2 separate regions of the Homo sapiens genome follow, and region 2 is linked to region 1. A link is a loop called in an ENCODE intact Hi-C map of the cell type or tissue named here. Cell type or tissue: endothelial cell of umbilical vein. All regions are shown on one strand. Each heading gives the region's core, and the rest is flanking DNA. Links, peaks and the distances in the headings are about the cores only.

What was found. A loop is a pair of places that touch in the nucleus more often than their neighbours do. Peaks named below come from ENCODE experiments on the same cell type or tissue, not always from the same donor. Only the 100,000 strongest peaks of a DNase experiment are listed, where the experiment ranks them.
Region 2: it touches region 1 in a loop (3-fold over the local background); 7 of 110 quality-filtered maps call a loop at or near these places.

What each region holds. Positions count from the first base shown.
Region 1 is chr5:73,363,759-73,378,820 of GRCh38, forward strand. No RefSeq gene overlaps it. Among named protein-coding and RNA genes, the nearest start is that of LINC02230, 33 kb to the left of the region's middle. RefSeq lists an enhancer at 6,370-7,569. In endothelial cell of umbilical vein, for the core only: no CTCF peak of the experiment used is centred there; DNase peaks (open chromatin) are centred at 7,103 and 7,713; H3K27ac peaks cover 2,163 bases.
Region 2 is chr5:73,297,208-73,312,269 of GRCh38, forward strand. No RefSeq gene overlaps it. Among named protein-coding and RNA genes, the nearest start is that of LINC02230, 33 kb to the right of the region's middle. In endothelial cell of umbilical vein, for the core only: no CTCF peak of the experiment used is centred there; no DNase peak of the experiment used is centred there; H3K27me3 peaks cover 7,649 bases.

The sequences.
Region 1 (15,062 bases), core at 3,908-11,907:
TATGACAAAAAATATGTTTCCACTATGTTTCCCTAGAAGCTTTCCAGCAAACACAACCATTATTACTCATAATTCTCAATAATCAATAAAATATTGGCCAAGCACTTTATTACTAAGATTACACACAATGAGGCATGGAAAATGTTATCTGTGGTTTATCCACCAAGAGTCTTAATGGAATACCTGCTGGAACCACAAAACCGTGCTGAAGACTATAGAGACACACAGATTTCCCTTCTCCTAAAGCCTTGCTGAATTGCTCTGCAAAGTGAAAAGCTGAGTCAATCCTCTGAAAAATCAGTGGGGAAAGAGCAGCTCCTTGAGGCAGGCTGTATCTTATATACTGGCCTCCTCCATCTGGTGAGGAGAAGGCATTCCTGGGAGAGGGAGTACTACCTGGTCCCTCCCTCTGCAGATGGGGAGCAGACTGTGCCTTGCCAATTCCATTTCTGTTCATTCTGATTCCCTGAAGTCATGACTTGTATCTAGACACAGTTCCTTCAGCTCCCGTTCAGAAAATTGTTGCTAAATCTTCCAAGGCTGCTGCAGTATTTGTGAGCTCTTTCATCATGTCAAAGGACTTCCACCAATCCCTCACTGACTGCTGAACTATACCTTGTGTTTCTTCAACCATATCCTCAAAGGAGCATGAGCTGCAGTAAAACTCATAATGCGGTCCAGTGTGATCTTTTGCCTTTGTTTCTTTGAAACAGCCCTCTTAATAACACTGCCTCACACAGTCTACCCAGGATAACCTGCAGGACTCGTTGGCTGACAGCATGTGCAGAATGGTGAGCTACTGCTCATTGCTCACTATGCTGCTGTCACTGGCTAATAGCATATGTGCATGGGAAATACATATATTAACTGTGAATGCTAATAAATTACATATAGATTCTAACTGTTTTCTGATTTTCCTTGTCCATCCCTCTCAGTACTTGAAGGGCTACTCACCTATTAAATTTGTTAATTGGAAGAAATGTCTGAAGATCCCCACAAGGCAAGTTTATTCAATTTAACTTTTCTAACTTGGTTCAGATTCACCATATAAATGCTCCATGTTTTACTTCACTTTGTCTCTGTTAAAACAGTCTCCACAACCAAGTTGAGCAGAAGAGTTAGAAACTGTTTCAGATATTCCTTTAGCTCACACACACCTTTGCCAGAAAAATTACCTTTCCAGAATTTCCAAAATTAAGGTCTCATTGTAAACACTTAATCATTTCACTACTGGACACCCTCATTCAGAGAGGAGCTGTCATTCAATTTAGTTTGTTTCAAGTGATTTTCTGTACTTCGGATGGAAGAAATAATGGTTGTTTTTTGTCCACCAGGTTTCTATTCTCTCTTCCTAATCAACAGCCTGATTCCTTTGGGGGAATTACCTCTTCCCCTTCTGTGTAGTTTTGGTGAGACTATACCTATCTCCTATCACAGAAACTGAGAGATTAGATCTTTTCCCTCTCATTGTGTTAATATAGCCATTGGCCTGCCTGTGATAAGAGCTCAACCAATAGGTTCCCCTATCAAGACTTTAAATTTTGAGTGACCCAAAGGTTACAGCTTTGTCTTTTTCAGACTGTTCCAGTTATGGCATCATTCCTATGACACAGGCCTCCTCACTCTGCAGCAGTCTTGGTTTCTGCCTATCCCACAGCACAAAATGAAGCAATAAATTTATTTATTTATTGAGCATGTCATAGGTGGTAAACATTGTTCTAGCCCTGACTCACCAAGACAATTGAGGAAAACATATTTATAACTCCAAACACACCTCTTTGGCCTGCAGGAGATGGCTCAGTAAGCTACTAAATTATTGCAGCAACTGTATATGTTTTCATTAAATCTGCAGATAAATGATCAGGCATGTATCCGGCGTTGTTCCACTGGCACTGCTGTGGACTAAACAATGGCCAGTGTTCTGATGTGAATCATTTGAATAGTTTTCAACCCACTTGACTATTCTGGGCTTTATTTGTCAGTTAAACAAATAAACCCAGAGCTTTTGTTTTTATTAGCCGGCTTGAACTACTGTGGCCCAGTTGAGACAGTACTACTTTCATTGCATTGCATCGCATCTCAGCAGGCCTGCTTAAAAGCCTTTGGTGGGCTGGGATTTCCCTTTCCTTCTCAGAACTGGTTTGATCAAAAGCTTCCCATTTAATCTGTCCTTTAGAGCCATCTATGGGAATGAAAAATGCTCCTGGTTGTGCTGATGCGAAAAGAGTGACAGCTAACCTCGGATTGGGACTACCTAGATTGAGGCACCTGTGCCAGGGAGGAAAGAACGTCACCCACCAGGAGAGCAGAGCAGAAGGCATGAGAGAGAGGTGGGCAGGGAGGGGACCGCAGGGTGGGCACAGCCAGTGCCTGGGCTGCCACTTTGATGAGGTGTGATCCCTGAGAAACCCTTGCACTTGTTGCTCTTAGTGGTATGTGTTCCACACAGGTGGCCTGAGGGAAGTGCTTGTGGTGTCCTCCTGAGGAGCGGGACAGGCAGAAGAAGGGAAACTGAGGTATCCTCAGGAGCCCCCTCATAAAGACATCTCTTTACCCCAAGGCCTTGTCCTGTGACCGCAGAAATGACAGCAGCAAAAAGGAACAGAGTGTCCAAGCTGACATTTTGCCAAGCCTTATTCAGCGGCCAGTCTCCTAAACGAGCCTCCCCGCTGATTTCCAACAGTTGAAGAATCTGGCTTCCACAGGGAACAGCTCTCATGAGCAGTGGTGCTGGAGACAGGTAATTTGAGGTCTCTATTTAGATCACTGGTCCTCAACCATTTTGGCACCAGGGACGGGTTTCGTGGAAGACAGTTTTTCCGCGGACAGGGGGCAGGGTGGTTTCAGGATGAAACTGTTCCATCTCAGATCATCAGGCATTAGTTAGATTCTCATAAGGAGCAGGCAACCCAGATCCCTAGATTGCATGCGCAGTTCACAACAGGGTTTGCCCTCCTGTGAGAATCGAACAACGCAGGTGATCTGACAGAGGGTGGAGCTCAGGCAGTAATGCTCGCTCACCTGCCGCTCACCTCCTGCTGTGCAGCTTGGTTCCTAACAGGCCATGGACTGCCAGTCTGTGGCCCAGGGTTTGGAGACCCCTGATTTAGATCACCCAAGCCCACAAGACCAACACACAGCCTAGGCACAAAAAGGAATGTTTAGAACTGAATTCCCCCCATTTGAGTCTTGAAGATAGATGCTCACTGAAGTGGAGAGACGTGGCTGGAAGGTAGAAAAAAAGGTGAAAGAGCCAATCGATCAGTCCAAAATGCAGGTCTGTTGTGTTCAAGTATTTGAATGAGGTTCTCAGTTGGCTCAAGGAGGACAGAAAGAAGGAAATAAGACTGCTGCTTCCCAGTGACTTATTCTTTTTTTTTTAATTGAGAAAATTCACATAACATAAAATTCACCATTTGGAAGTGTACAGTTCAGTGGTTTTTAGTATATTCACCATGTCGTATAGCTATCACCACTATGTAATTCCAGAACTTTCCATCACCCCTAAAAAGAAGCCCCATACCCATCAGCAGTCACTCTCCCTTCTCTCTTCCGCTAGCTGCCATCAACCATTAACCTACTTTCTGTCTCTATGAATTTGCCTATTTAGACATTTCATATGAATGAAATCATATAACACATGACCGTCTTTGTCTTCTTTCAGTCGGCATAATATTTTCAAGGTTCATTCATGTATCAGTACTTCATTCCTTCTTATGGCTGAATAGTATTCCATTGTATGGACGTACTGCATTTTGTTTGTCCATCATCAGTTGATGGACATGTAGATTGTTTCTACTTTTTGGCTCTTATGAATAACAGCACTGTGGATGTTTATGTGCAAGTCTTTGTGTGCAGATATTTTCACTTCTCTTGGGTATAGACCTAGAAGTGGAATTGCCAGGTCAGAGACTTCATTATTTCTTGAAATTCTGGTCCTCGGTGCAGAAGTATGGGACAAAATAACCACGATGCTGTGCTTCTTGCCACATTCTTGAATATGAAGCTCTAGGCTCAGAAATGCCATGTGATTTGACATGAGGCCTTGGTGCCTGCAGGAATGTGGTTGGAACCACATACTCCCTGGAAAAAGGAAGTAGAATGTGATGTGGTAAAGGAAGCCAGGCCAGAGTCAGAGGATCTTGCAGGGAGCACCCACTACCCCCTTCTTTATCCCAGCTACTCCTGTGCATGAGCCTGGGGTCCCTCCACATTCTATCCACTGCTGTCCTTCCCAGAAGCACCAAAATATTGGTCAGGTAGTCAAATAAATAGATGGAAAGAGTTAATAAGATATTTTTAAGTACTTGAGAATTTTATTTATTCTTTTTTTTTTTTTTTCTGGAGACAGAGTCCCTCTCTGTCACCCAGGCTGGAGTGCAGTGGTGCGATCTCAGCTCATGGCAACCTCCACCTCCTGAGTTCAAGCGGTTCTTGTGCCTCAGCCTCCTGAGTAGCTGGGATTACAGGCATGTGCCATCATGCCCAGCTAATTTTTGTATTTGTATTTTATTTTATTTTTTTACTTTAAGTTCCAGGATACATGTGCAGGTTTCTTACATAGGTATACAAGTGCCATGGTGGTTTGCTGCATCTATTGATCTGTCCTCTAAGTTCCCTCCCCTCGCCCTGCGCAGGCCCTGCTGTGTATTTTTCCCCTCCCTGTGTCCATGTGTTCTCATTGGCCAGCTCCCTCTTATGAATGAGAACATGCAGTGTTTGGTTTTCTGTTCCTGTGTTAGTTTGCTGAGGATGATGGCTTCCAGCTTCATCCATGTCCCTGCAAAGGACATGTTTCACTCCTTTCTATGGCTGTGTAATATTTCATGGTGTGTATGTACCACATTTTCTTTATCCAGTCTATCATTGATGGGCATTTGGGTTGGTTCCATGACTTTGCTATTGTAAATAGTGCTGCAATAAACATACGTGTGCACGTGTCTTTATAGTAGAATGATTTATAATCCTTCGGGTATATACCCAGTAATGGGATTGCTGGGTCAAATGGTATTTCTGGTTCTAGATCCTTGAGGAATCGCTGTATTGTCTTCCACAATGATTGAACTAATTTACATTCCCACCAACAATATAAACATGTTCCTATTTTGGCCGGGGAGGGGGTGGCTCACTCCTGTAACTCCAGCACTTTGGGAGGCTAAGGCAGGCAGATCACAAGGTCAGGAGTTCGAGACTAGCCTGACCAATATGGTGAAACCCCGTCTCTACTAAAAGTACAAAAATTAGCTGGGCATGGTGCGCGCCTATAATCCCAGCTACTTGGGAGGCTGAGGCAGAAGAATTGCTTGAACCTGGGAGGCAGAGGTTGCAGTGAACCGAAATTGTGCCACCTCACTCCAGCCTGGGCGACAGAGTGAGACTCTTGTCTCGAAAACAAAACAAAACAAAAGTGTTCCTATTTCTCCACAGCCTCGCCAGCATATATTGTTTCTTGACTTTTTAATAATCGCCATTCTGACTGGTGTTAATTTTTGTATTTTTTGTAGAGATAGGTTTTGCCATGTTGGTCAGGGTGGTCTCAAACTCCCGACCTCAAGTGATCTGCCTGCCTCAGCCTCCCAAAGTGCTGGGATCACAGGCATGAGGCACCGCGCCTGGCCAATTTTTGTTAAATTCTTTATCCCTTCATCCATGTGTTCTGTGGTGAGAGCCAGAGAATGACTGGGCTGGACTCCCTGCTAACAATCTGCCTTGGCCTAGTCTCATGTCCAGGTTTTCCTTCTGAGACAAAGAGATTTAGTGACAGTGCTTGCAGCTCCTGGCATAATGCACACTATGACGTTTCTGAATGAATGTGCTACTCTGTGGCCTTCCTCTTCATTCCCTCTGTAAACTGCTACCCTAGCAGAGCGGCCAGAAGAGAAGGCAGACTTTTCCTCTAATACAAGTTTTTACTTTATGTTCCTCTTATCACATCAATTCCATAGGTACTGTTGCAATAGTTCAAATGGATCCTCACCCTAAAGGTGTAGTTGCTAAGGAAACCCAAAGGATGCCAATGGAGGTTGTCTTTTCATTTTGTTGTATTAAGCTTGAAATGTTTCTAAAGTTAATTTTTAAATATTTTTAAAGGAGAGTCTGCATACTACTAGCTATTAAGACAGATATCTGGGAGCAATGTGTCCTAAGCTGCCCCCTAAACCTGTGTAGACCTAGCCTAGGTGGTCCATGCTGCTGGCAGGTAGGAAGGCCCTGTGTCTGCTCACAAGACAACCCAGTTTAATCCCATTTTTCAATGCCTACTGTAAGTGGTGGGAGCTCTGCTAAGACAAGGGGACACAAAAATGAATAAGACACAGTTGCACAGTTCCAGAAATATGTGAAGGAAGCTGGAATATTGGGCAAAAGGGAAAAGTTGAAGGTTTATGAGGGAAAAGGGAGGACAGTAGCCTGTATGGGGTCTTTTGCTTCATCAAGTCCATTGAGGCTTGAAAGCCAGTGAACCACGACATGGAGATTCCTTCTCCCTCGGCCATGAAGCAGAGGGGTGGTGGAGTTCTCTAGACCTAAGAAGTCCACTTGGGCCTTTCCTTGTGGCCTCAGACTCAGCAGGGAGTTCCCTCTCTAGACACTACTGAGATAGCAAACTCTAGATAATTCTCATGGTGGAATTATTTGCTTGGAAAGCAAAAAGATGCTAGGGGCTTCGGCTTCGGCAAAGTTATTTTTGCTACTGCTTCTTTTAGAAATGTGTATATTTTCGTATTATTTAAATCAAGTTAATTCTTATAGTCTATGATAAGTACATTCCCTTCCAATTTTAAGGGCATTAACAACCCAAATATTTATACTGATACACTTAATTAAGGAGGGTGCGGGGGTGGGGACAGTAGAAACAGCTATAAAAGCTGCTCCCTTATGGCCCTGTAGCAGAAAGAGGGTAGGGCCATGCTAGAGGGAGTCACCCCAGCACACTGCAGTCTGGAGGGGTTTCTTCCACTAGGCACTGGGATTCCAGCAATTTTTTCAGATACTTGTCAAGTGCTCTGAAGTCTTTCAGTCACACAGTTGTACCAGGAGTCAGCATTAGTCACATCCGCTGGTGATCTGGCAAATGCGTATGATAATAAGCACTGATTATCAGGGAAAAGGGGTTTCCTGACACAGTCACTCAGTCAGTGATTGTGTCTTTGGAGAAATGTTCTGTTTCCTTTGAGGTACTTTATCTGAAACCACCTTGTAAACATGAACCTTCTTGCTATTGCCCTGAAGTGAGCAACCTTATTTAAGGAAACGAAAAACTTCTCCCAGTGCCGGAGGGTGGACTGGGAAGCAGGTCTAGACATTCATTCTTTGCCTGACCTCTCAAAACCATGTTTGCTTGCTTCAGCCCTCATCTTCCCCTTGGAAGATAGGCGAGCCGAGGCAGCATCCACAGCAGGCTTTCAGCGCTTAAAATGTTAACTCACGTTTTTTCCAAAGTGTGTTTCTGGTTAGTTTAAAGAAGGATAAACAAAATTTAATAGCTGGCAATGAATCACATTTTTTTTCTCCCTAAACGCTATTTGGATCCACTCAAACGGCTGTCATTCTACTTTTGTACAAATAAATAAACCTACTTTTCTTTTGTGCATTTTTCTCTGTCCTGCATTTCCTAAAATACAATTTGTTTGACGGATGAGTCAAGCAGTTCTGAGGTTTGCTTTTGGCTCTGTAGGCAACTAGGTTGTTTTCTCATCATAATTCAATGGGACAAGGTTATCACCCTTACAAACACTAACACCTCATTTAGAACCAGAAGCACCCCCCCAAGAAGGAAGCAATTGTTAATGTTCTCGATATAAGTTTCAGTTGCTACATGTGAAGTTTCCTCATATACACATCTCTGCCCTGCCCTTTCCCTTTGGTTATGCTGGGTATATGCTGTGCACACAGACATTCTGAAGTGAAATTATAGGAAGATGGAAAGTAAACTTCAAAGAATGTACAGAGGAAGGCCCATCATCCACATAGACTTGGGCACTACAAGCAATAACCTAACAAGCAGAGACAAACCTCACTAGCATCTGAAAGCAACATTAACCTAGAAAGTATTTTTTTTTCTGAAATGCAAAACACATCACCATAGATTTTCTAAAAGACAAAGACCCGTAAAATAGCTGAACTGAAATTAAACATATGCATTTTTTTTTTTTGAGACTGAGTCTTGCTCTGTCACCCAGGTTGGGGTACAGTGGCCCAATCTCGGCTCACTGCAACCTCCACCTCCCAGGTTCACGCCATTCTCCTGCCTCAGCCTCCCAAGTAGCTGGGACTACAAAACGTATGCATTTTTTAAGGTAATCGTACTGGAGTAAAACTAAAATATTCTCCAAATAGACATTTCATTTTGTTTCAACTCCCTGGTTAAACAGAGAAGTATCTTTTAAGTAATTGCCCATTGTACTTATAGGTGAGGGAGGTCTGTAAAAATGTAAGTTGAAGGTCTTGTTAAAGTTCTCCTCACTAATGCAGAGACTCTCTGAGCCTGTTCCAAATCCTTTGTTAGTGCTTCTCATATTCAGAAGTGTTGCCTAGGAAAAAGGCAGGAGGGTCCAAGAAGGGAGAGAACCCAGAACCCAGAAGTGGGCTCATGTTTCTGCTTGTCCTCAGCTGGGTGGTTGGGGAAAGAAGAGGGAGAAGCAGGTTTCCACCTGAGAGTTATCTTCCGTCCCTCCTCTCCCCATCTCAACCAGCCAAGCTCAAGCTCAACCACAAAGCCTTGAAGCAACATGGCACAGTCTGGAGATTCTCCCCACCACAGTATTTTAGATTTTTTTTCTATCATAGTACTATTTAAATCTGCCTTTCAGTACTTATCATATCATATTGCGATAATCTGTTTACAAGCCTATAATTATCCTGAGGATAGGCACCTTACCATCTTTGGAGCTCCCAGTATCCAACTCAGAGCATATTAGATAACCAATAAATGAATAAATGAGTAAAAAAATATGAAAAAGCATTGATTAATAATCAGTTTCCTTTCCTAATGTTCATTTATCCATCATACATAATAAAATATATAATTTATAAAGTAATGTTGAGCATGATTAAGTTTTATGAAATTTTGAAAATAGCCTTAGGGGAATTAATCATTATGTCCACAGGGTCCTGGGGTCCAGGAAACCCAGACTGGGAAGTATTGGCCTAGACCAATGGTTCTCAAACTTGAGTATGCATTAGATTATCTGGAGGGCTTATTAGAACACATCAGTGGGCCCCTTCCCTAGAGGTACTGATCCATAGGCCTGGGGTGATGCTGATGCTTCTTGTCTGGGGCCCACGCTTTGAGAAAGATTGATCTAAGAGGATAAGCAGGGGCAATGGATGATGAGTCTGTGGTTTTTCTTCTGGCTCTGCCATCAACTAAGTGGTATGACCTTCAATACACTATCCATTTCATAGCACCCTATGGAGATGGGGAATGACAATGGCTCCTTACATCCACAAAGTACTTTAAGCCACACACTCTGGATCACTTACATGAACACAATTTTCTCAACTTTCTTCATGGGTATATAGGATAAATGTAAGAAAAGAAATATGATGATGCTTTGGAAAATCAGAAGTACCATAGAAACATGCTGTTTTATCATCATATTCTTTTTGGTCTTCTCTTCTTTGCCCTTCTCAATCCAAAATGGCAGATCCTAACGTTGTGTTGGGCTTAACCCACTGGTGTCTTCCTGAGTTGGACTTCTATTTTATTTTATTTTTTGAGATGGAGTCTTACTCTGTAGTCCAGGCTGGAGTGCAGTGGTGCAGTCTCCGCCCACTGCAAACTCCACCTCCCAGGTTCAAATGATTTTCCTGCCTCAGACTCCCCAGTACCTGGGACTACATACAGGCGCCCACCACCACACCCAGCTAATTTTTGTATTTTTAGTACAGACAGGGTTTCATCATGTTTCCCAGGCTGGTCTCAAACTCCTGTCCTCAGCTGATCAGTCCACCTTGGCCTCCCAAAGTGCTGGGATTAGAGGCGTGAGCCACCAAGCCCAGCTTGGGTTGGACTTCTGAGTGTAGAACTACTGATGTTAATTTAAGGAAACAACACTCTGGTTAGAAAACATGAAAAATGGCTGAAAAGTCTTATGTTGGGGGGTTTGCATCGTGGAGGATTTTCTGGGCATTCTACTAAGCTGAAGCAGAAGGACTGGCATCTGTTCAGTATCTGTGCTTGTGTCTCTACCCACTGATACCACAACCACCAGGCTTGTTTCCTGGGGATCTGTGCACTCAGATGGCCTGGCTGCTGGCAGCACCAACTCCAACATTAATCAACTTGACATCTGGAAGCAACCTGAGGCCCTCCTCAATCTGATTGCCACAAATGCCTTTACTTTCAGCTGTCAGCAAAGAGCTTATTCGGTTTAGGGTGCCAGGTCTACATCACACCATCCTCATGGAGGGCTGTACGATGTATTAACAAACAACCTGAATAAACTGGGAGTGTGGGCAAGACAAAAATTTCCCTCAGTAATCTGTCAACTCAAACCTACACCCAAAAGGCATTTTGTCTGAAGCAGCAAAATTACTGTGGTTGGGCAGATCTGGCTAGATTGTGTTCTACATATCCTTGGAGTGCATATTTTGCCCATTTTTGCAAATTACAATCCTCCTTGAGCTAACTATATAGCATAGCAGCAGCTACTTTTGAAACCCTTCAGTACCCTTTGGTCTGCTGTGGCCAAGACTTCATTCTTTAGCAGTGCTCAGAAAGATGTGGAAACCTTTCCTGAGGTGAGTTCCAAAGAAGCCCAGGCACTGCTTAGTGGATGGCAATCTACTCATTGCCATTGTTGTGACAGCAGGATGGGACTGTTGTGGTGGACACCATGTCAGTTATATTCCTTTTTATTTGAGCATTCCATGTATCCTAATATGGAAAGTAAGGCCCAGGACATTATCCAGAAGAGTTGCCTGTCAGAAATTGCTCTGTGATGTGTCAGGATGAAGCAGGCAATAAGGAATGAAACGTCATCTCATCAAGGAAAAAAAAAATCTGTAGATAACATTGTAAATCAGCCAGGAGACAAATGTCTGCCTGGGTTGTCACCCACCAGCTCACCGCATTGATTTCTCAAAGCCTAAAATCATACAGAATCCAAACCAGAACGGAAGAGCCTCCTGGCCTCCCATGTTCACTGATTTAATTTTCCCCTCTGAACACATACAGCCCCTTAATTAGAACATTTACCAACCATAAATACAATTTAAACTCCATACATATGTGCCTACACTTGTGGAGAAGCTTGAGCTGAGGTACGGTTTCAATAAAAACAGTCCTGCACTGATTAGAACGTGTAAAGAGGAAATCTGTTTATACCACAGTCTACTCAAAACTTGCGTTGGCAGCAACACTCCAGGCTAATAAATGTCAATAGCAAAACTACGTGGAGAGGATAAATTAAACTACCACAATCTGGAGATTGAGAACTCAATCTAAAATGCTATACCCAACTCATTCTGCTACGTCCAGTCATAAAGGAATATCACAAACTCTTGTCTAAATCTCAGACTCACGAAGGAGACCTGTTCAATGATACTACTCCTCTTGGTGAATTCAAGTTCACTCCCAAAAGGAAAGGAGTTTTTTTAAGGAAACTGCAGAGTCCTGCAATGTTTTTGGAAGGCATTAGTATTCACTCTCCATCTCTTAAAATAACAGTGGTATCATTCCAGATTTATAGAAGCATGAAGAATGAGATTATTGAATTAATTAAAAACCAACAGAGCATTTAAATTTGTTTGATGCTCCATTTCTCATTTTCTACTGATTTTATAGACACCAGAAATCAAGCACTGTCCATCTACCCACCTACACATCTAGGCCAGTAGCAGTCCTATCCTGATCCGTGCATGCCCTCCCGGGTCGAGAGGACCCGGCATCCCCAGCCACACTCAAGAACAAGCAGGAAGAGGAAGGGTACAAGTAGAAAAGCTGAAGGTGGTGGAAAATCTTGAGTGAAAAAAGAAAACTACATCCAAAGGCAGAGTGAGGTGTGGTGTGGAATAGCCTCCTGAGAGGCGAAATGGGCCTCACATGAGTCTCTTCCATAGGGGCTCATTAAAGAGGGATCTTAAGGTTGATGCAGGCATAACCAGTGGTACCAGAGAGAGTTACAGAAAGATCTTCAGGTGATGTGTGCGCATTTTCTTCAGGGTATCTGTGGGATAATTTACATTTATTGAACTGAAGGGAAAGGGAAGGAGCAGCTTGCTTGCAATAACAATAATAAAAACAACAATGGTAACAGCAGATCTGTGTTACATGCCACTGTTCCAAACCATTCACATTTGTTAACTCATTTAATCATAACAACCACCACCCTAGGAAGTAGGTATTATTATTATCCCCATTTCACAGATGAAGAAACTGAGGCACAGAAGTGTGGGAACTTCTCAATGTCATACTTCCAACGTCATACTGTTGGTAAGTGACAAAGGCAAAGTCAGGCAGCTCACTTGGAGCCGGGCAGCTTCACATGGTTCTCTGCTGCCTTTCTGAATGACCCAGCACATCCAGCCCTGCTCTAAGTGTTCTGCATAGATTGTAGCTCCTTGCTACAATGCTATGTGACAGGTACTATTATGCTCCCTGTCCTGCAGGTGTGGGCCCTGAGCACTGAGAGGTAAGTAAGCATTGATGGTAAGAAGAGCCCAGGCAGGCAGGCCTCAGAGCCCCAGCTGATGACCATCACTCCATACTGCCTCTTGACATGTCTGGGAGAAGCCAACTGTACATACCCATGTCCCCGCTACCCTTTCTGTCTGCCCGTTACACTTTCTCTAATTTCAGGCTCTGCCAGAACCCCTGTTGCACTCCCAAGTGACAAGTTTTTATTTGCATATCCTCTGTACTATCAGATGGGATGCAACATGCCCCAACCCCCTCCCCGCCACCGACACCTTGAACCAGGCTACCCTTCCCTTAACAGGGTCACTCAGGTGTTCACTTGGATCCTTCACAGTTAGTGAAGGCTCTGTGCACCCCAGAAGACACAAGGAGAGAGCCCAGGCAATTCTTTCTGATGACTCAGACTCAAGAAAAACTCCAGATAGCAGTACAGTCATTTATAGACCACTTCCAAGATATGAAATCAGTGCTTTTACATGTGTCATTTTATTTAATTCTCATAGTAACTCAGTGAGCATAGGTGGGACTCAAAATCCATGTCTATTTAGTGATGTTGCAATGCAAAACACCAATCTTTCCTACAGCCCTTTACAAATAACAGCAAAAAAAAAAAAAAAAAAAAATCTCACCCTCAGTTTATGGAACAAGAGGGGTTATTAGCTCAAATGGACTTATTATGTCAATTCACCCCAGAGGCCCCAGGGTTTCAACTCTAGGTAGAACAGGTTCCACATGGCTTTATTCCTTCAACGTCTCTTTCCAAATGAGAGCAGTCTCCATACTCCACCCTCTAGTGCATGTCTGGGGAGCTGAAAGCAGAGGGTCTCCATAAGGACCCCTCCTCTGTAAAATATCATTCCTTTTGTTCTCCTGAGAGCCCTGCCTGGTTAGCTGATCTTTCAGACATAATGAAAGATAGCTCTTTTTGGTTTATTTTCCCCAGATAGTTGCGGGAATGTTTTTCTGGGCTGGTGTTCAGTGGGTTTGTGTTTTTTGTTGATGTAATGGTGTTTTGCTATAGTGGTATTAGCATATTTTAAAAAGTTTTCTAAGCCATTGCCTATGCACCCAGGGGTGACTATTAAAATGATGGGGACATTTTCATAAATCCCAAACATAGATAAATATATAAAAGCAGTTAGTAAAGTGGGAAAAACTAACACAGCTAAAGAAACAAATTAGAAGGGTTTTTTAGAATCTAAAATGAGTTTCATGCCTAAAAAGAATTCCATAGAATAAAAATTTTATACATTTTAAAGGAAAAAACAATTCTATACGAATAATATGATAAATAAGAAATTCTGACTCTGATTTTATATTTCATCTAGATACTCAGGAGAAAGAAATATAGAGAGGAAAAAATTAAGCACATACAAATTGAAAATAACTATAATGTTATATCATATTTATGTATAAGAATTATTTTGTTGGAATCAAAACATGCATAACAATTTATTTTTAACTTGCCTTTAAAAAATACAGTGGCTCCTTTTGCTTTTTCTAATTTAATATCCCTGATCTTTACCATATCTGAAGCCCTCCCCAACGTAAGAGGTCAAGGCTAGAACTTGCTAATAACCATCAGAAGCTGGAAATTCTGGATCAAACATTTTCTCAAACAGAAAGAAGTATTTGCTTCCAAACTCCAACCAGGTAACAATGGTCTAAAAAATGACTAGAAATGCAGCCGGTGTTTCACTGTGGTTATTCTTTCTAATCACATACAACATTTCAAGTACTTTCCTTAAATCACTCCCAGGCAGTGAAGTCCTTTATATTCATCCTGTGATGGCGGCAGCCTTGTTGGGCAGTGTTTGTCCTAAAACAGCTGTTGAGATCCTAGCAGGGGATCCCAGCAGGGGAAAAAAGTCACATGATTCTTTAGCTCATAAACCAGCTAGTTTATTTTCTCGAGGATACATTAGGTAATCATGCTGATGCAAATAGCAAAGCTAGTAGCCCGGGGTTAGTAGCCAGAAATGGAGCTCTCTCACCTCACCTCTCTCATCTCACCTCATCTCTACTGCTGGTAGAGAATGATCCAGACGATATATTCAGCACACACACAGACCATGGGTTCCAGCTCTGCCCCTCAGTTATTTTCTGCTATCTACCAACAGAGCAGAGAGGGCGGGAAGAAAGCACAAAACTGAGCCTGGCCCCATCTGGCTGCTGGCTTCCCAGCTCCTCATCTGGTTTTCTCTCCCACGTGGCCTGAAGACCACTTGCTTGGGTGACCCAGAAAATATTCCTGTGACCTGTGCCTTTCCCCATGCTCTAACCATACCGCCAACAAGCCAGCGGCCTCCTCACTGCATCCTCTCAGCAATACTATATGGGCCCTTCCTACTATTCTAAGTCTTCTCAGTCTTTTCTCCCCAAGTGAATTAGAGGCTCCTAAAGAGCAGGAAATCCATATGCC
Region 2 (15,062 bases), core at 2,413-10,412, 68 kb before region 1:
CTGCGCCTTTACCCGGAGGAGTCCTTTTGAGCTATGCTGAGTTTGACAAGCTAGCAGGCCTCAAGAGCACTACTAGGAAAAGGGGGACACACACATGTCAGCCTCTAAGGAGGTGGAGGCCCTCTTGGAGGCTTTGAAGAGTCAAATGAACAGGGGGTACCAGAGGGTGGAAGCAGAGCAAGGAAAGAAGCGGGGTAAGCCTTTTGCAAAAGCTTTCAATTTTCTCTAGAACAATTTACAAGAACCCACTAGGGAGGGGAAGTGGGAGCCTGAGGGGAACCCACTAGGGAGGGGAATTGGGAGCCTCTGTTACATAGTTTTATATCTTTCAAATTTTGAACTTCTTGCATATACAGTTCTACCTGCTGTAATTCAATTTTAAACGGTTGGGCTCCAGAGCCCTGGTGGCTGCTTGTTGTAGCAGACACCCTGCTTTTCACCCACATGAAGCTCTGGTGGCCAGCCCGGGGTAGGTGTTCAGAAACCTCAATGTTTCACTCCTTTCTACCCTCTATCTCCCAGATAGTTGAAGGTTTTTTTTCTGTTTGGGATTCCACTTCATTACCTACACCGAAAAAACATAACAAAGTTCTCGGTTTCATCCCAGACGCCTACAGGTCAAGGACGTTTTGGCTAGGTCCTCTCTCAGCTGGCATCAGTGCCAAAATCCTGCGGAAAAGAAGAGAGTCTGAGAGAGTAGGGAAAGAGGTTGGTGGTGGCTGATTAGGAAACTGTGGAGAAAAGTCCTTGTCATTGCCCCAGGTAGAGCCGACCTGGGAAGCAGCATCGTCATTGGATTATCTCGGTCGTTCCCGCTCACTTAGGCCAAGCAGGCGATGGGTGTCTCGGTTCTGCCTGGAACTGCCGTTTTTCGGAGGGTGGGCCGCACCCCGCAGTGCGTCCAACTCTCCCAGCTGCCTAGATGTTCCTTGGGCTTGGGACAAAGCCCCCACAGCTTCCAGGTGGGCCCGGGGCGCACCCTAGCCCAGGATGGGGTGGCCAGCTTGCTCCCTGCCCCTCTCAAAGGCTGCCCATTCGTCCTTAATCTTTCTGGCAGATTCCACCAGGACTCCTTTACCATGAATTGTCCCACCGGGGGCCCCTGTGCCTTTCCGTCGCTGGCACCGAACTGCGTGGCGAGAGCTGGGACAAAACGCCGGAGCGGCCCGGCGGGGGACGCACAGGCGAGTCTCAGGGCCCCGCCCTCTCCCGTGTCCCCCTGTTCTGCGCGGGCGGGCTGTGCGGGCCTGGCCAGGAGCCGGGTCGGAACTCCGTGCAGCGATGGCAGCTCGGGCGCGCGCCTTGAGGAGCCGGTGGGGTGCTGGGGGACGGAGAAGGTCCCAAGGTCCGGGGCGCGCGCTTTGCTGCCGCTGGAAGCGCGCCCCAATTGTCGCGCCGCGTGGTTCGCTCGGTTAAAGCCCCGACCCGAGGGTTATCGAGCTGCTTCCGCCCAGTGGATACGAACCCGGACTGTCCTGAGTGCATTTTTTTCCTCCCTTATAGTCTGTTAAATTGACTAATAAACCCAACGCAGCGTTCTCTGTGCAGCTTCAAAAAACTCAGTAATTTCGTTAGAAAACGTTGAAATCCGACCCCAAAGTATTCAGCCCAAATGTTTAGTTAAAGTAACCCCGTGGGTTAATAAACTAAACAAAGGCAACCCATGCAAAACCGGAGCAATGAAAACCAGGCTACATAAACGAAGGGAAGTTTATAAGAACTCTTTGGGAGGAAAAAAAGAGAAAAGGCACCGGGCACGGAGGTTTAATGTGAAGCATGTGAGCGGGGCTCAGTTTACAGGTACGCGGGCCGATGGCGAAGAGCGCTGTCAAGCGGCCTCGAGGATTTCGGGGGGTTTGCGCCGCCGAGGAAACCCTACCCGGACGAGGCGAGCAGCCTGGTGGCCCTGGCGGCCGCGAGCTCCCGGCTGCCACCGCTAGGCGCCCCCGCCCGGCCCGCCGGCGCTCCGAGGGCAAACCCGGGCGGCACAGCCGTGCGCCCTGGGCTCCGCGCGCCCAAGGAAAGGGCTTCCCAGTCACCCTGCGGCGACGCTTCTCCCTCCCGGGAATGACACCTTCGCTCGCTTTCACACAGCCAAGCCGTTGGAGAGGCAGAAACAGTGGGTCCCGAGCCCGCAGGAGAAGTTCCCATCCCGCCCCTCTAGCCCTCGGGCGTTGGCAGTGGAGTAACAAAGACGCTGCCGCGCCGTTGACCCCGAAGAAGCTCTGATGAAAAGGAGGGCGGGCCGCGGGATAGGAGTTTCTACAATTAGTTTTTTCTGCCTTTACGTTCCCAAGAAGAAGCCGAGGAAGTAGAAAGGAGAGAGATCTGGGAAAGGCAAGATCCAGAAATCAGGAGCCATTATGTTTCTCATTTTGGAGAAAAACTGTAAAACAGCTCGGCCTCTTGTCCACCTTGCCCCGAAGGCAAGTCTGGATATGAAAAGAAAAAGGCGGGCAACGGAGGAGATTTATTTTTCATTTTAACTTTCCTCTCCCAGGCTTCCTCACCCCCTGCCCCCTTCGATTCCTAGGAGGGGCGGCCCCAGCCCTCGGAGCCGATTCTCGGCGCTGCGCTAGGACATCAGAGGCGATACAGGTTCGATGTTAAATGAACCTTCAGGCCGCCGGACAATGGCGCAGACCTCACACGGGGGCACCGCGCCTTCCCCCAGCCGTGCTCGGCTCCCGCCGCTTCTTTATTTCACGTGGTGGAATCCTCCGCGTCTCCTACAGCCGCCGAACCAATGGGCAGACCGGGGAGAGCGGGACGCGCAGGAGAGGGTTTGAAAGGAGGTGTGGGTTTTAATTTTTAAAGAGCATAATTGGGCTGAGGAGGGTTATTTTTTCCTTGGCCACGGGAAAAAAAAGAGGAAGAAGGGGAAAAAAAAGTCAGGCGAAACACAACACATTTATCTATCAACCGCTAGACAAGACAAAGAGGTTTTAACAACAGTTTGAAAAGAGCGGCCTGTGAATGGTTACTATTCAATTTGTATTTTATTCCCCGCTGGTCATGGAATTGAGATCAGAAGAAAAAGTGAAAACACATGGCTGAGGTCAGGGGATCAGAGAACCACCACATACAGCAAAGGGAAGGGAAAGCAATGGGAACTCGTGTGAAGAAATGGATTATATAAACAGAGCTTACCATCGCCTGCGCCCCATTATCCTATAATTTACCCTGCATGGGAGCATAGAAATATATTAAACTAGTGATAGGTTTTACCATTTCTTTACAACCCAGCCTCGTGCCAATCAAGCCTACTATATACTTTGAGACATGTTTAGAATTCTTGGACTAATGTGTTTATTTTAAATATCACAGGGAAATTATTACATCACTAGAAAATAATGCCAGAGCGGGGGTCTGCCGCCCTTTTGAAGTCCTGCTGCAACGAAACATGATTTTAATTACATAATCACTTTGAAACTATAATTATACAATAAACGATGAGGATTAAGCGGGAAGTATAGAGTACATTAAAAATTGCTTAGGTCTTGAAAAAACAAACTGAACATGCAGGGGGAAAAGAAAGAGATGAAATCCGAGGTCCTGGGAGGGGGGTTGATAAATCCTGCAATCGCTTTGCTCTGAGCTGCGGCGGGAATCGGAGCCTAGGGCTCTCTTTGCCTGGGCCAAGGGAGCGGGGGCGATGGCTGGAGTCGTGTAGCCGAGGAGAAGCCCGTAAATCTGAGACGGAATCAAAGAGAAGCGCGAAGGATGGCTTCGGGTTCGTTAGCTAACCTTTCTACACGGAAACAAGTAAACAGGGTTGTTGCCTTGGCGTTTACTAAATTCATTTACACTGAAAACCACATGTATGACACAGAGAGGTTGAGCGTTGCCAAGGACTGCTTTGTTTGCTCTTCCCTTCCAGGAGGAAGGGAACGAACGACACGAACGGCGTCGTGGGTACCCTGATGCCCACAATGAGTTTATAAATAACTGCGCATAGGTGGCGCGGGCATCCATCCCACCGCCACTGCGAACACCCCTGGGCACGCCTTGTTCCCCGGGTGCACACGCCTAGCGCGCACTCGGTTTCGCACCAGCTTTCTCTCCCTAAGCTCCTTTCCAGAAAGTTGCTCCGCTGCTTAATTTTGCTCCTGTGTTTGTCTTCAGGTGAGGCCAAGGGCAGGTACATGGTTCTCCCTTCAAAATATAGAAACTTGGCTAGGCCCAGAGTTCGCCGACGTGCGTCTCCCTCCCCTCAGCTTCCATGAGAACTTCTTCCCAGAACTTCTACAGAGCCTGGGGGCGCAGAAACCGGGTCCTGGACGCTGGTCCTCCTTGCCTTCAGATCCTGATGGGGGTTGGAGGGGGTTGCACTGGAGCCCCGTGGATGAAGAGTTCTAGTCCTGAACACAGAGTCCCGAAAGATTTTGGAAGCACCCTGGAGACAGAAGTCCCACAGGTAGAGGCTAGTGACTCTTTTCAGTAGCACCTACTTTCCCAAGTGGGCTTTGCCAGGCCAGAGCGCACTGGAGAGGGAGAGGGCGTGCAATTCCTGATTAGGGACTCATTTTTAAAAGGCTGGTTTTTATGAGCCTGGCATCACCAGCATTCCCTCCAAGGATAGCCTCTGCTCGCCTTCAATATTTTATAGCAAGTGCCCTGGGTGAGGGGGTTGGAATGCCAGTGTCTGGCCCATAAACGTCTCACATATAAAGAGTTACACGCTCCCATTTCAACCGCGGCAGAGGGGAATCCAGGTGCAAGAGGACACTCCAGCTTTTGGCTCAAGCAGAAAATTATGATTGAAAGAAGAAGCTGCGATGTTTAAATTCACCCGCAATCTGGAAGATGTTTTGTCCAGGAACTCAGACATGAGGTGTTGGGAGAAAGGAGAGAAAGTGACACTAAGAATCTTTCCTTGCCTTCACTTGGGCCTCATGATCGCTCCCAACCCTGCCCAGTCGCCCCACCAGCACGAGGCAAATGACTGTCTTCAGCTCCGAACATTAATATTAAGACATCAGCATTGCATTAGTCTGCAATGGACCATCAACGATCAAGAAAAAAATACAAAGGAGAAATGAAATAGCTCATCCGAAAAGTCCTACTGTCATCGTGTTTATTTTTTGCTTTGCTAAGCCCAAGATATAATTTACTCACTGCTCTCTTGCAAACAAAAGGGCCGTGATAGCCTGGCAACGTTGAAGAGCCCCTCTCAAAATCCCCAAGGAAATTACAACTGGGCAGGAATTCAGGAGCCGTTTTTATACCAAGCCCGAAGCGCCAACTTGCACAGTTCCTTCCCAGGATGAACACTGAAGAGGCCAAAATTTAAAAAAAGGAAGGAAGGAAGGAGACTCTTGAGGAGTAATAATAATAAGCATTATTTATCTGCCTCCTACTTAATACAAGCAATTTACCTACCTTACCTCTTTCATACTTACAGCAAAGCTATAGGGTTGGCTGGGCATGGTGGCTCAAGCCTGTAATTCCAGCACTTTGGGAGGCCGAGGCGGATCATTTGAGGTCAGGAGCTTCAGACCAGCTTAACCAATATGGTGAAACCCCGTCTCTACTATTAAAAAAAATAAAATAAAAAGCTGTAAGGTAAACATTGTAATACCTACTTTATTGATAATATAAAATACTTATACGATATTTATTATATGCCTAGCACTATGGTGTTTTACATTCATTTATGCCTTACAACATCGCCATATAGGGAGGAATATTATCCCCATTTTACAGAAGAGGAACTGAAGCACACAGAGATGATCTAATCTGTCTTAGGTCACGTGGCCATAACTGGCCAGGGATGGATTGGAATCCAGACTTGTGATATCTTGACACACTATACCACCAAAGGAAGTGACGGGCTGGGAGAAGTTGGGGCTTATCCGAGGTTCCAGGGAGGACTCCAAGGAGCCGGGACTGGAGCCCATATCTTGAGAGTAGGGATTGTGGTGCGCCGCCGGTACTCAAGGAGCCACCCGCGCGCAATGTGGAAGGGCGGCGAGTCGCCCTCGGGGCCCACAGCGCCGTCGGGCAAAGAACCAGAGGCGTGGAGCGAATGCAGCGCCCGGGAGTCAGGGCTGTTAGTGGCGTGGCCCGCCGGGCATTGAGCTGTTTCCTCCAACGCCCGGTCCCCCGCGGCCTAGGCCCAGTGTTTGCTTTTGCAGATACGTCAGAGGGAACATTCAGGAGGGGCGGGCTCCCAGGCTCCCAGGAGACCGCCCGGAGCCTCCGGAGCGCGACGAGGCGCGGGGCCTCGGAGATCTGGCCTGCCAGATTGAGGGGGAGGGGAGGGGGCCTGGCCCAGCAGCTGGACAGGCGCGCAGTGCCCGCAGCCCGCGAGTGGGCGCCCAGCTGGCTTCGCACGGGTGAGGGGCTCAGCCTGCACTTCCCTCCTCCACCCCGACCGCCGAACGCGTCCCGGCTGGCTTCAGAGTGCGCTTCTCGTGGACGTGCTGCGCGCACCCTAGGGAGATGCGCGGCGTCCGCGCGGGTCAGCGCCCCAGTACCACTCCCCAGTGTACTCCCCAGGTACACGCTTCCCTTGCGCGGCGAGTTTCAACTCAGGTCAGAACGGAGCTGAGCGGTGGGCGGAGTGGAGAAAGGTCCCGGAAATTGGCCAAGAGGGGGCGGTTTCGAGGTAGTGCCTTCGAAGTGTTGTCCAGACCAGCAGGGAGGGTCGCCTCCACCTGCGGGGCCTCCTCCAGCTCCACAAGGTAGCCCCGTAGGGACTTGCAGATCTGCCAGACCTAGCAGTGAGACCACTGCTCCCACTGAATGGCGCCGCCTGCGGGCTGGCCCAAGCTCTATGCACCGGCTTTATCTCATTTTCTCCTCACCGTTAATAACTGGCAAGGCAGTGTGATCACCCTACTTGGAGAAGACATCCTGTTCTAATGGCTTAGCATAGCGCCCATTACTTCTAGGGGAGTAACACATGCCAGTTCCTCCCATTTTATAGGAGGAAGGCACCAAGAGGGTAAACAGTCTCAATAGACACAACCAGTAGGTGCCTGAGTGTCCACTGGAATGGGTCTGCGGGCAGTCACCTGATGTCTGGACCCCTTTTACTTCTTCCACTGACCTTTGGGAGGCCAGTGTTTCAGAAAAACTCGGGGTGGGAGCTGTGGGTAGAACTGGGAAGATGGAGGGGGAGGAAGGTCCTTCGCAGAAAATCGGAAAGGCAGAAGGCCCATTAGAAGGCTAAGTTCTAGTTGGGCAGGGAGCTTTGAATCATTACTATACTCAAATGAGAAGCACTTGAGTGCCAACCACTTGTCCAGTGCTGTGCTGGGCCCTTCACAGATGAGCTGTGTTTTCCATCTTGGCTGCACATGGGGATTGTTTGGGGAATTTTAAAAATCTGATGCCCAGAGCAATTAAATCATCATTTCTAGGAGTAGGACCAAAGCATCATTTTTTTTAAAGCTTCCCAAGGAATTCCAATGTGCAACCATGCTTGAGGACTTCTGCCTTGGGGAAATTATCTTAATCCTCACAACTCCTCCACATAGCAGATACCATTACGATGCCTATTTCATCAGTAAGAAAAGCCAAGGCTTAGAGAGGACCTGTATTTGGTCCGAGTCAGCCCAGAGACTAGCACAGGTTAATCTGGCGTGACACAGCAGACATCCAGCCTGTCTGGGCTGAGTCCCCTTCTAACTTTCACCCCCAGGAGTTTACTGTGCTGGAGAGACAACCTAAGGTCACAGCAGGAAGAGGTAGGAAGGCTTCTGAAGTTTCACAGCTTCAGGCAGAGAGCTATATTCAGGGTCTTGAGTACAGAGGGAGGCAGGATGGGAAGAAAGGGAAAGTAATAGCTTTGGTTTTCTTTGGGAAAAAGTAGGTTAGGTTCCCAGATGACCCTGCACTCCAGAGTGCCCTGTCTGGGTGTCTATTACTTGAAAAGGTGGCATGTGATGACTCAAGCCCAGCCACATGGATGAAGAATCACCCCTTAGGAAGCCTGGAGTGGTGAAATGAGCACTGGACTAGGAGTCAGGAAATCGAAAACCTATCCTAGCTGAGCCATTGGCTGGCAGCATCACCTTGAGCAAGTCATAATCTCTGAGCCTGTTTTCTCTCCTGTAAAATAAAGTGGTTGGATAGTATTATCTCTAAGGTTACTTGCTGCTCATACATTTATGGTTATTTCTGGCCCTGGTGTGAATAAACTTAAGTCTGGATTCAAGTTGGAAATACAAATGACAATAGTTTAGCATCTTCATGATTTCAATTGCTTTTCAGATCTTCTCTAAAAGAAGGACTTGCTAGTTCCATTTTGACAATTAGGGAAACTTAGGCTCCAAGTTATTCAAATTCCCCTAGTAGATTCTACTTCTACTCCTGGTAACGTGTCTCCTCTCAACCCATCTGTTCAGGTCTTATAGGTCATTCTGTGGTTGGAGAACCTCGGGGCATTCAGAGAAGTAGGGCACTGGACAGAACAGGGCAGGCAGCTTAAAGCCTTAAAAACACCCTAAATAAGCTGCAGAATTTAAGCAAGGTCAGGGCAAATTTTGTCTGTGGGAAGGGAGTTGGCGGATGGAGAACTAGTCTTCTGAATCAGAGACTTTTCTCAAAGTCTTGTGTTTTTTTGTTTGTTTGTTTGTTTTTCATCCATCCTGATTCCTAGGTAATGCCTCCAAAGGGCTTTAAAAGTATAAGGGCTAGAGTCATGATTCATTATCCTGAAGAAGGGCCCAGTGTGGGCTTGTAAAGGCATTCTTGTCCAAAGCACTTTAGCTCTCTACATATATGTGTCTTGTGCCTCAGTGTCCTAATTTCCAGCTGTTCATTAGAATTAGCCAGGGAGATTTCAAAATAACCATGTCCAGGTCCTATCCAGATCAATTAAATCAACAGCTCTGGTGGTAAAGCCCACACATGGATTTTTTTTAAGCTGCCATGATTCTAATATGCAGCTGGGGTTGAGAGAAATTGCTTTAAATGCTATAGAAAGGCCATGGAGAGGCCAGTGGCCAGGCTAGAGCTCTAAGAAGACAAGTCTGGCTGTGGTTCCAGCTGTGAGGCTGAAGCCATCAGTGTGCATGTGATTGCCTAGGGAAAGGGTAGAGTCAGAGAGAGCTGAGGACTGAACCTTAGGAAAGCCCAATACTAGTGAGGCAAGAAGAAGTGGGAGGGATTCTGAAAGAGACTGAAGTGGACGAACTTGAGATGCCAGAGAAAAGCCTGGGCTGCTCTCCTGGCAGCCAAGAGAGAAGCCATGGTGGTCAGAGAGGTCAACAGTGCTAATGCCACCAAGAGGCTGATTTAAGATTACGACTGAAAAGTCTTCATTGGACTTGACGTCCAGGAAGTCTTGGGTGGCCTTAGAGGAGCATGGTGGGGCCAGGGAAGCTGAAATGCAGTGGGTTGAGAAGTAAATGGAGGTGAGCCAAGAGAGACAATGAAACTCCTTTCAGCAAGCCAAGGATGCAGTTATAACTGGGCCGGATCATCTCCCCTGAGACAGTAAGCATCTCTTCACCACCCCCACAGAAAACATAAAAAGAATTTGGCTGTTATTTTTGATGCCCAAAGTGGGATTCTCCCCTATAGGTACAGACATCTACCAGCACTATATACCAGAGAGAAGCCATGTCCAAACTCTGAGCCAGAATATGCAGCCTATTTAAAACCTGCTTGATTATTCTCAGAAACAGTGGCTAACTCGAGGGTAAAATAGGCCACTGCAGCCAGGTGGCAAACTGAGCAATACCAGCCACGACTCGTGGCCACAAAAATCAGTGTCGAAGCTGCCAAGCCTTCGAGGCCTGACTTTGTTGCCTAACAGGAAACCCATGGAGCAAAACAACCTATACTCCTCCCCCAGAATGGTTGACCACTATAAGGAAACTCAGAGAGCCTACAATGAGAGAAAACCCACAAAAACACCAAAAAAGAAACAGAAGAACCCTATGTGAACAGCCCAACGCTGTCAACTATGACCAACAACCTTGACACTACGAGGGGACTTTGCTGTCTTATCTCTGCTAGCCTTCTTCAGGGCAGAAACCAGCTCTGCAGCAGGACAGGAGGGGGACAGAGCCAGTGCATGGTGTTGTGTCTTTCTCCCCTCCTCCTCTCTTCAAGGGGCTGCCCACTCCTCCTCTCCCAATCTGACCCTGTCAAGATCCACTTGCACCAGAGGAGCTACCGAGCTAGGTAGGACCCAGCAGGCCACCGGGCCCAGGCTTCAGCAACTGACCTATGGGGATAACCTGGATAAACTTCAAAACTTTGTCTCCTCCTTGGTTGCCACTTGGCTTACATCAAAAAGACAAGGACGCATCAGAATAGCTATTCCCCCTGGGCTGGGGGTGACAGGAAGGGGACACAAAGGGGTACTCTCTTTCTTGATCTGGGCGTAGGGTAATGGATATGTTCCAATAAAAGTTCCTTGAGCCTTTATGATTTGTGTACTTTTCTGTTTGTGTACCGTACTGCAAAAAAAAGTTGTTGCTGCTGTTTTTTTTTAAGGCAATGATGAACATGTCCAGTGGCTCACTGTCTCCAGGCCCCAAAATACCACTCTGCTATTTCTCTCTCTCTTCAGGCAATGGCCTGCAATTTTCCTTTTGCCCTGCAGCCACCACCATGTAATTTGCACCTCACTAATTTCCTGGCTGAGTCTTAATGGTGTCTGGTCACTGCTCCACCCTCCTGGAAAACATTGACCTGTTGCAGGTCCTGCCCAGCAGTTTGTTGTGTGGGCTGTAGAGGCTGCATCTGACTGGCCACCTTGGACTTGGAATACTTATTAGAAATTCAGCTTTGAAAAAAATCACTCAGAAGGGCAGATGGTCTGGTGACACAAAATCACTGTATTGCAGCTTCCTCAAAACCTGTGGTATGAATGGAGCTGAGATGGTTTTAGAGTTGTTCTGAGCAAGCAAAGTATTACATTTTGCTAGGTTTGAGGGGGTGTTGCTTGGCAGGGCTGACTGATTGTCGTTTTTGCTCTCCAATTTTCTGCTCGCTGAAGCATTAAAGTGGCAACCCTGAAGTCATTATAAAGCCAAAGGCCTGGGCACAGAGCACTTAATTCCAATCTGCAAATAAAAAGCTTTTATTAGATCTTCTTTCCTTCTCATTTTGCCTTAGATCTCAAATTGTCTTTCACAGGGTCTCGCCACAAATGTAACTGTAGTGGATCACGAAGTACTTTTGCAGGTGGCAATTAAAACAGTTGAGTTCTTCTCCCTCCATAATGAAGGGTTAGGAAGACTATATATGTGCTGAGTAAACACCTCCAATTCTTTATTTAAGCTTCCCGATTCTTAAGGGAGAGTGGTTTAGTGGAAAATTTCACTTGGGTTAGATGTCAGAAGAGCTGGGTTCTGGTACAGATTAGCTATGTGACCTCAAATAACTTATTTAGACTCTTTGAGCCTCAGTTTTCTAATCTATCAAATGAGAGGGTTGGACCAGATAATAGCCAAGGGTTACTTTGTTGTCTAATGTTCTATGAATCCATGATATTCTTGCATAGCTAAATATATGTTCATCCTCCTTAATTAGATGTGTTATAGTTAGTAAGAAAAAATCCTGTCTACTCGTGAATGAGTATTCATTAAATAAGCAAATATTTATTTAACAAAGTCTATGCTGGTCACACTGGCATCTCTGTGAAAGACACAAATATTTCTGTGAAGACACAAAGATGAATACAACTAAATTTTTATTAAGTATCTGAGAATATCCAGATATTAGAGGTAGCATGTATCTCCTTGGAAAGACAGTGATAGTAATGAACATGTAAACTCTCTGATCAGATCATGGACAAGGCATAAACTCCTGCCCAAGTGACCATCCTGACTCAGAGGTATGCCCTGATTCTCCATCATATTCTGTTTAAAAGTCACCTCTGTAAAGTTTTCAAAGTTGGAATATCTTATTAGGGTCTTCCAATGAATTGATTTAGGAAATTTGCTCAGTTTTGAAACATATGTAAGTTGACATTTAGTTCACTCTTTATTTTTAGAGACAGTTATGCTCTGTCACCCAGGCTAGAGTGTAGTGGCATGATTATAGCTCACTGCAACCTTGAACTCCTGGGCTCAAGGGATCCTTCTGCCTCAGCCTCCCAAGTAGATAGGACTATAGTTGTGCACCACCATGTCCAGCTAATTTTTAAAAATTTTTTGTGGAGATGGGGGTCTTGCTGTGTTGCCCAAGCTGGTCTTGAACTCCCAGCCTCAAGTAATCCTTCCATCTCAGCTCCCAAAGCACCAAGATTACAGGTGAGAGCTACCACACCCAGCCTTGGTTCACTATTGATCTTAAATTGCTCAAAGTCTCTGGCCATTTTAAGGTTTTTTGTGTGCATCTGTGTGTGTGTGTGTGTGTGTGTGTGTGTGTGTGTGTGTGTTTGGGTTCACATACACATGTGCGCCGGCCCACATTTGATATATGTATTTTGTGCTTTTTGTTAAGAAAAAGTTCCCTACCTAAGAGTTACCAGTATATTTTCACTATTAAATGCTTGCACGTCCATACATTTAGCCACGTCCACACACCCCATGGATCTCTTGCCTTGCAGTCTGGGGAGCTAGAATCTGTGGCACTGTACCCTTGCCAGATCTGTCCCCACTAGCTCCTGATCCAAGTAGCTGGCAAGGCCCCCTGCTGGGACTGACTATATAATTTGCAGGGCCCAGTGCAAAATGCAAATGCAGGGCCCCTTGTTAAAAAGGTTTTTTAAAATTTCAAGACAGCAACAGTGGAACATTAAACCAAGTATGGGGCCCTTCCAAGATCACACTTCCATGAAGCCAGCCCTCCCATCTGATTTGCCTGTCTGTGCTGCTGGAAAAGGGCATGCATCAGAGCGAAGGACTGCCAGCGTCCGAGATCCCCCAGCACTGCTGTGCTTCTAGGCGGTTCTACTAGAGGCATCAGCTCACCATCACTTCTCACCAACCCTGCCTCTACAGCTTGACAAAAGATGGAAAAACAGGAGAGATTGGCAGAACAGGGTGCACGAAGGATAGCTCACACTTATCAGAGAATGTCTTCAAAGTCTGTCAGAGAGCATCTCATCCAGCCTTTTGCTTTACAGATGTGGAAACTAAGACATTGAGAGGAGCCATGGTTCTACCAAGGCTACAGAGCTAGTTACAGCCAAATCTGAGGCCAAATCCCTGGCTTGCCTGCTAGCCAATACTAACTGCTAACACATACATAATCACACCTGGATTAAACAGTCCTCTGGGGATGCAGCCCATCTGTAAAGAAGGGCCAGTTTTTAGAATGTTCTTAAGTTTTGGGAAAAGCTTCTATTTTTTCTCTTTTGGTGGAAGGTGAGGAAGGAGGACCCAGGTGTGATACTGCAAAGTCTTCTAAGCTGTCTTCAGCATGCCCAGACCCCTTGTCACCATGGTGGCAGCACCTTCCCTCCCCAGCATTGAGAATCCTCAAGCTCACCAAGCTCCACACCTCTATATTCGTCCAGTTTGAGGGGTTAGGTTATGGCTTTGGGTTTGAGTGGGTTTCAGTCAAAGAACAGGGTGATTTCCCAGCTGGCCGAAACCTCAGAGATCTCTGAAAAGCAGTGGGGAGAATGAGATAACCAGAGGGAAGGAAGGGTCTGTGAGGAAACCCCCTTCTCTGGACCCAGGAGGCCTGTGCTCACAGAATCTCGGAAGGCCAGATCCAGAAGGGATGGCAGATGCTGGGCTCAACCCATTCACTGTAACTGGTGTCAAAACCAAAGCTGACAGGTGACTTATCCAGAGTCAGAGACTAAAATCCATGGCTCCTGCCTTGCATCCCAGGCTCTTTCTACTTTGTCAGTCTGTTAATGGTCTAGCCACTCTTTTATTTTTAAAACCTTTAATTTGGGGATTTTTATCCTTTCAAGACATTTTTTAAACTGAGACAGAGTCTTGCTGTATCGCCCAGGATAGGGTACAGTGGCACAATCATAGCTCACTGTAACCTCAACCTCCTGACTCAAGCAATCCTCCTGCCTCAGCCTCCCCAGTAGCTAGGACTACAGGCGGGCACCGCCATCACACTCAACTAATTTTCTTATTTTTTGTAGCCTGACCCTCTCTCTACAAAAACTAAGAAAATTAGCTGAGTGGCCCAGGCTGGTCTCAAACTCCTGGCCTCAAGCCATCCTCCTGCAGCCCTGGCCTCCGAAAGTGCTGGGATTACAGGCATGAGTCACCCCGCCAACCTCAAGGGATCTTTATTAAGCAAATGGCTGCCCTAGACAGCCTCAGCCCCCAGGGTGAGCGGCTGCCTGCACTTTGGCTGGAGGAGATCCTTCTGAGTGGCTCCGTTTGGCCTGCAGCCACTAAAATCTCCTAGGACCTGTCTCACTCCTGAAGGCAGGGTCTCTGTCCTCAGCTGCAGCTGAGCTGGGATGATTCCCCTTCCCCCGCTCCCCTCCTTTTCTTACCCCGCCCTCCGCCCATGGACCCAGCACTCCCAGACACATCATTCATGTTTTCTGGCGGGTTTGCTGTTAGCTGCATTCCTGTTTCATGATGTGCAGTGTCATCTCCTTGCAGCGTGAGCCCTCGCTGCAGCACGCAGGACGAAGGCCGCCTGCCACTGGAACGCGGTCTCGCGGGTGTCGGGGTGCAGCGCAGGCCAGGCGGACAGGAGGTGCGGCTGTGAGCCGTCCCACAAGGACAATGGAACTTTTATTTCTGGCCTGTCTTGGTTGGCAGTCTCTCTCCCACTCTCTTTCTTGGTTGGGCTTTGGTTTAAAGTTACCCTTTCAGGATTAGGTTGGTGTTTTCTTTCCCATGCCACCTGGGAAGTTTCTGTTTCCGAAGTGGCTGAACACAGACGGGTCAGTCAGTCCCAGGCCTTTACCCGGCAGAGGCGCGCGGCCGGGGCTTCTCCAAATCACCCGACAGACAGAGGCCCGCCAGACTTGCTTCTTGCCATGTGGGAAGGCATGCTGCCCTACAAGCTAATCTTTAAATTACTGTTTTATATTGGGCACATGTAATTTTAACCAAGCGTCCCTACCCTAACCTCCACCCCCGCGCCCCGTTTTTCACAGAAAATCTTGGGAACAAGAACTGCTTGGGAGTGGGATGGGGGTGGGGGTCTGTGAAAGCAGCCTT